Regions from separate parts of the Homo sapiens genome. Here region 1 is linked to region 2. A link is an interaction called in ENCODE POLR2A ChIA-PET data of the cell type or tissue named here. Cell type or tissue: CD4-positive, alpha-beta T cell. All regions are shown on one strand. Links, peaks and the distances in the headings refer to the core of each region. The heading gives the core; the rest is flanking DNA. Region 1 overlaps HYCC2 (hyccin PI4KA lipid kinase complex subunit 2). Region 2 overlaps CASP10 (caspase 10).

Region 1 (2,920 bases), core at 283-2,782, 140 kb after region 2:
TTTTGTATTTTTAGTAGAGACGGGGTTTCACCATGTTGGCCAGGCTGGTCTCCTGACCTCAAGCGATCCACCCGCCTTGGCTTCCCAAAGTGCTGGGATTACAGGCGTGAGCCGCTGTGCTGGGCCTAATACCTGTGATTTCTATTGGTGACCAAATCACAAAAATATTATGGCTGGTTGTTTTATTGTTTTGCCTATACTCACAATCTAATGACATTATAAATGTTAGTTAGAGATTGGTAAAAAGTGATACAATTTTCTTCTTATCAAAGTTTATGAGTTTTATTATAGATCCCTGGGGGTCTGTGGACGCTATGTTGAGAACTTCTGTGTGAAGAGGAAGGAGAGGGCTTTGAATTGATGCAGGGTTGTATGCTATGGAAAAGATTCATAGAGGAGGCAACTGTTGGTCTGAGTGTTGGAAGAAGGGGAGGGTAGTTAGGATAGAGGGTAGTTGAAAGGCATTCCAGAGAGGAATGTAGCATAAGAAAATGTGTGAGGTGTGAGACAGCCTGGCATATTGTGAAATTGTAGATCAGCATTGGTGAGGGGAAGTCTGTGTTGAGCCAGGGTATAATTTCTATTCTTGCTGACAAGACCATTTTGTTCACGTGCCTGTTGAGCAAATACTGGTTACAAAGGCCATTTAGCCAAACCGATAGATCCATATCTTTGGTCTCTTCAGGTATAGTGAACAACGAGATACTGTTTGAAGTTTTGCCTACTGGGAGTTCCCTTTCTCCTGTCCTGTAGGGCTACTTCTCTGTAAGGTCAATGCCAGCAGACTGTATGCAACCATGTATAAACCAGGCCTAAGTTTTTTTTTTTCCTTCTTTCCTTTGATCTTAGGGAACTCTACAAGGCCATAGATTAAGGAAGAGTTGATTAGTAGAAGTAAGTGCCATGGGTGTCTCAGCCATTTGTTCTTCTAGCTTATTTGTGCTTTTGGAGCCTGCTCTAACCTCATTACAACCATTGTAGTCAGGATTACTTGGTTATGTAGTGGTAACAACCAACCTTCAAATAAAGGCTTAAAATTTGAAAAAGAGAGATTTGTTTCCTCTCATGTAAAATCTGGTGCAAGCTGGGTGATTCCAGGCAGCTGTTCTTCATTTGATGGGTCAGCATTGCATATCTATATTTATCTCTGCTTCTATTATCATAGTGACGAGAAGAACAGGCTGGAGAATTGCATACTGGCACATAAATGTTTCTACAGAAATGATTTCTGCTCTTTGGTCAAAGAAAGTCATAAGGTCACATTTGACTTAAAGAGGATAGACAAATATAGTCCTCCCTTGTTCCCTTGAAAGTTCATATCTGACACACTATCACTTCCATTTCATCATGGAATGCTGCCAGCACATATAGCTTTATGGCTTGGAGGATCGGAACACTCACTTCTTGAAAGTATGTCAGGTCACATGGTCAGTCTCTGCTGGTGCTCAAAAGCCAAGCAAGGAGCTATTTCTCAAAAGAAGAGCAATCATCTGCAGAGAGGGCATAGCTCTCTTCAGAAGCAGTAGTTCTCATGCAGGGGCACACTTGACAATGTTTAGAGACATTTTGTTGGTCCAATTCAGGGCATTGCTATTGGCATGTAATAGGAAGAGGGCAGGGATGCTGCTAAACATCCTACCATGTAAAAGACAGCCTTTCACAATGTCAAGGGTGACCAAAATGCCAATAGTGCCAAGGTTAAGAAATCCTGCTTTAGATGGACTTAAGTGCCTGGTGGTCTGTGTTGTGATTCTTCTAGCAGGGCCTACTGGTAGCTTTATACAGCTACTTTATCATCTACCACAGACGCTTTGAATACCACCGAATTTGCTGGATATTAAGGCCCAAATGGCAGAGCATCTTTTTTTTTTTTTTTTTTTGAGATGGAGTTTCACTCTTGTTACCCAGGCTGGAGTGCAATGGCATGATCTTTGCTCACCGCAACCTCCGCCTCCCGGGTTCAAGCAATTCTCCTGCCTCAGCCTCCGGAGTAGCTGGGATTATAGGCATGCACCACCACGCCTGGCTAATTTTGTATTTTTAGTAGAGATGGGGTTTCTTCATGTTGGTCAGGCTGGTCTCGAACTCCCAACCTCAGGTGATCCGTCTGCCTCAGCCTCGCAAAGTGCTAGGATTACAGGCGTAAGCCACTGCGCCCGGCTGGCAGAGCATCTTATACTGCTACCTTGACCTCTTGCCTTCTCATGTCCTAGGCCCCATTTAAAACTGGCAGCTATTAATGAATTATTCAGGAAATGGGCAGAGCATCACACTAAATATGGTTTATGTTATTTCTAGAATTTAAAGAGTTCCACTGTGCACAGTGCTTCATTTTATTTTATTTTATTTATTTTTTTTTTTGAGACGGAGTCTCGCACTCTTGCCCAGGTTGGAGTGCAGTGGCGCCATCTCGGCTCACTGCAAGCTCCACCTCCCAGGTTCATGCCATTCTCCTGCCTCAGCCTCCTGAGTAGCTGGGACTACAGGCTACAGGCGCCTGCCACCACCCCGGCTAATTTTTTGTATTTTTAGTAGAGACGGGGTTTCACCGTGTTAGCCAGGATGGTCTCGATCTCCTGACCTTGTGATCCACCCGCCTCGGCCTCCCAAAGTGCTGGGATTACAGGTGTGAGCCACCGTGCCCAGCTATTTTTATTTTAGAGATAGGGTCTTTCTATGTTGCCCAAGCTGGTCTTGAACTACTGGCCTCAAATGATCCTCCCACATCAGCCACCCGAGTAGCTAGGATTACAGGCATAAGCCACTGCTCCCAGCATTGTGCTTCTTTCTAAGTGGTGGTGGCAGGCTGAGCTATGATAACTTGTCCTTCATTTTTATTTTTATGTTTTTATTTTTAGAGACAGGGTTTCACTCTGTCACCCATGCTGGGGTGCAGTGGCATGATTGTAGCTCAATGTAA
Region 2 (2,920 bases), core at 145-2,644:
CCCAGCATTTTGAAAGGCCGAGGTGGGTGGATCACTTGAGGTCAGGAGTTCGAGACCAGCCTGGCCAACATAGTGAAACCCTGTCGCTACTAAAAATACAAAAATTAGCCAGGCGTGGTGGCAGGCTCCTGTAATCCCAGCTACTCGGGAGGTTGAGGCAGAAGAATCACTTGAACCCGGGAGGCGGAGGTTTCAGTGAGCCAAGATCACACCACTGCACTCCAGCCTGGGTGACAGAGTGAGTGAGACTCTGCCTCAAAACAAAACAAAACAAAACAAATAATCAAAACATCATGCATGGCCAATTGGTTTAAGAATTTCCATGGTCTGGTCCAAGTTAGCAATCACAAGCTACTTACCTTTCTCTCTTTTGTATTTCTCTATGTTTCTCAAAAGTTTAGGTACAACTGTTTTGCAGAGGTCCTCCAGGCATGTCAGATTATCTTCATCTATTTTACCTTGTTTCTCTAGAAATGCCAGGAAACTTAGGGAGGTCTACAAGAGAATCAATAGAGTTACATTTACTTGCCTATTGATTATCCACTCACTCAAATGTTATCTGCATGGCCAGTAGGCACTAGGTTTTGCACTGATAAATAAGATATAACAGCATCTGCCCTCAAGTTGCTCAGGAATGTAGGGGAAGAGGCATTACCAAGCAAATCTGTATACAATCTATATTAATACCAGATACCAAATATATATATAACTCTATGCAACAGGGACAGTGCTTGCTGTATATTAACAGCACAACAACTGAATAAGTAGATATTATTATAATCCACATTTTAAAGATGAAATAATTGAGGCACAAAGAAATTCCAGTAACTTGCCGAAGGTCACAAAGCTAATTAATGGCAGAGCTGGTACAATCTGATGCCAAAGTCTATGTTATTAACCACTGAACTCTAAGTCACAGCTTTAAATGATACTGCTTAGGAAGCCAGCAAAAGAGGGACACCAAAGAAATGAGGGGAAAATGTTTCGAAAGAATTTTATATTTGATATTTTAAAAGAAAAAGAATTTTCTGAAACAAAAAATCACAATTCAGCTATTATTATTATTATTATTATTATTATTATTTTGAGATGGAGTCTCTCACTCTGTCTCCCAGGCTAGAGTGCAGTAGTGCAATCTCAGCTCAAAGCAACCTCCACCTCCATTCAAGCCATTCTCCTGCCTCAGCCTCCTGAGTAGCTGGGATTACAGGCTCATGCCACCACATCCAGCTAATTTTTGTATTTTTAACAGAGATGGGTTTCACCATGTTGGCCAGGCTGGTCTCAAACTCCTGACCTCAGGTGATCTGCTTGCCTTGGCCTCCCAAAGTGCTGGGATTACAGGCATGAGCCACCCTGCCAGGCCAGAAACTCATGTCTTGACAGCATCCTACCAGGAGGAATAAAGGGCTAAGATGTGATTCCAGAAGCAATTACGGAAATTCATTATACTTTCTAAAAGTTTATTAGATGTTTAGTACATCACACACATACACACGCACATACTTAAATGGGACCTGGACATTAGTTTAACACCACTCTGGCAAATACTAGCAGCAAACATCTGAAAGTTCTTTTTTTGCTTTTTTGTTAAAGAGTAAGTTCAGGTGTGGTTTCCTTTAGACTCAATGTTGTATGCTGATTGCTGTGCTGAGAACGGATTTCCTGACAGTTGTGAGATCTCTCAGGATATGTGTAGGCCAGCTATACTGCTTACATTTCTATGAAAGCTATCAAAGACAAAGCCCAGAATGCCCCTCAAAGGCAAGGTTATTTGTGTTTCCCCAGAGAGACTGTAAGAATTTAGAACCTTTCCGTTTTGGCTGAGGGGTGTTCAGGCCCTTTTCCAATGGTGGGTAAGTAATTTATTTCTGTGATAAGGTCTTTTGCAATTGCAGTTGCAGATAATGCAGCCTCACTGAGCCCTGGTGTGGAAACATCTGTGTTGCTTAGAGACTGTCCTTTACACACTTCCAAAGGCTGGTCTGATTGCAAAATCCAATACAGATCAACCTGGATTATCTGAGGTGTGTAACTCAGCCACAATTCTGACACAAAAAATGAGATCTCCCCACCCCGCCCCCAACAAAAAAAAGCTGAGATCATTTGGAATCCAAAGAGGAAATATGGTTTTCCTGAATTTGACCTGGTAATATCACAATTCCATGCCACAGCTAAGCACAGTTACGTTTCCTTTTACTGTTATACTGAGAAAAACAAGATCATTTGGCCACATGAACATGTGCATTTGATCATTTAAAAGCTATTTTAGTAGGGGGGAAATGTTTGGAATGCTTCTGACCATAAAAATAATTCTGGGCAGGCACAGTGGCTCATACCTGTAATCCCAACACTTTGGGAGGCTGAGGCAGGTGGATCACCTGAGGTCAGGAGTTCAAGACCAGCCTGGCCAACATGGTGAAACCCCACCTCTACTAAAAATACAAAAATTAGCTGGGTGTGGTGGTGGGCGCCTGTAATCCCAGCTACTCAGGAGGCTGAGGCAGGAGGATCACTTGAACCCAGGAGGCAGAGGTTGCAGTGAGCCGAGATGGCACCATTGCACTCCAGACTGGGCAACAAGAGTGAAACTCTGTCTAAAAATAATAATAATAATAATAATAATAATTCTGTAGCCACAGATGCCTTCAAGTAGAGTTCTAGAACCTGTGCAAGCAAAAGAGAAAAAAAAACATTTTCCAGCTTTTCTTGTTTGAAAACTAACACTCAGTGTTTCGAATATCAGAGATTGCTTTAACAAATGACCTTTCTCTCGTCCCTCACCCGCCACCTCATATTGTTCAGAGAGTCCCTAACATAGGACGGGGTATAACAATAAAAAGTGGTCTCATTTTATGTATAAACCTAGACACTGGAAAATTTGTGAGCGGATGCCCCAACTTGGGAGAGAATGTTATGA

What was found. ChIA-PET counts read pairs that join two places held together with the same protein. Peaks named below come from ENCODE experiments on the same cell type or tissue, not always from the same donor. Only the 100,000 strongest peaks of a DNase experiment are listed, where the experiment ranks them.
Region 1: POLR2A ChIA-PET joins it to region 2 with 5 read pairs; 4 of 35 experiments call an interaction of 5 or more read pairs at or near these places.

The regions. Positions count from the first base shown.
Region 1 is chr2:201,055,635-201,058,554 of GRCh38, reverse strand. The region is part of intron 1 of HYCC2 (hyccin PI4KA lipid kinase complex subunit 2); the gene reads left to right. Among named protein-coding and RNA genes, the nearest start is that of HYCC2, 15 kb to the left of the region's middle. In CD4-positive, alpha-beta T cell, for the core only: no CTCF peak of the experiment used is centred there; no DNase peak of the experiment used is centred there.
Region 2 is chr2:201,190,559-201,193,478 of GRCh38, reverse strand. It overlaps CASP10 (caspase 10), which reads right to left. Exons shown (of 10, transcript NM_032977.4): 4 at 360-495. Among named protein-coding and RNA genes, the nearest start is that of CASP10, 8.9 kb to the right of the region's middle. In CD4-positive, alpha-beta T cell, for the core only: no CTCF peak of the experiment used is centred there; a DNase peak (open chromatin) is centred at 1,668; H3K4me3 peaks cover 803 bases; H3K27ac peaks cover 2,104 bases.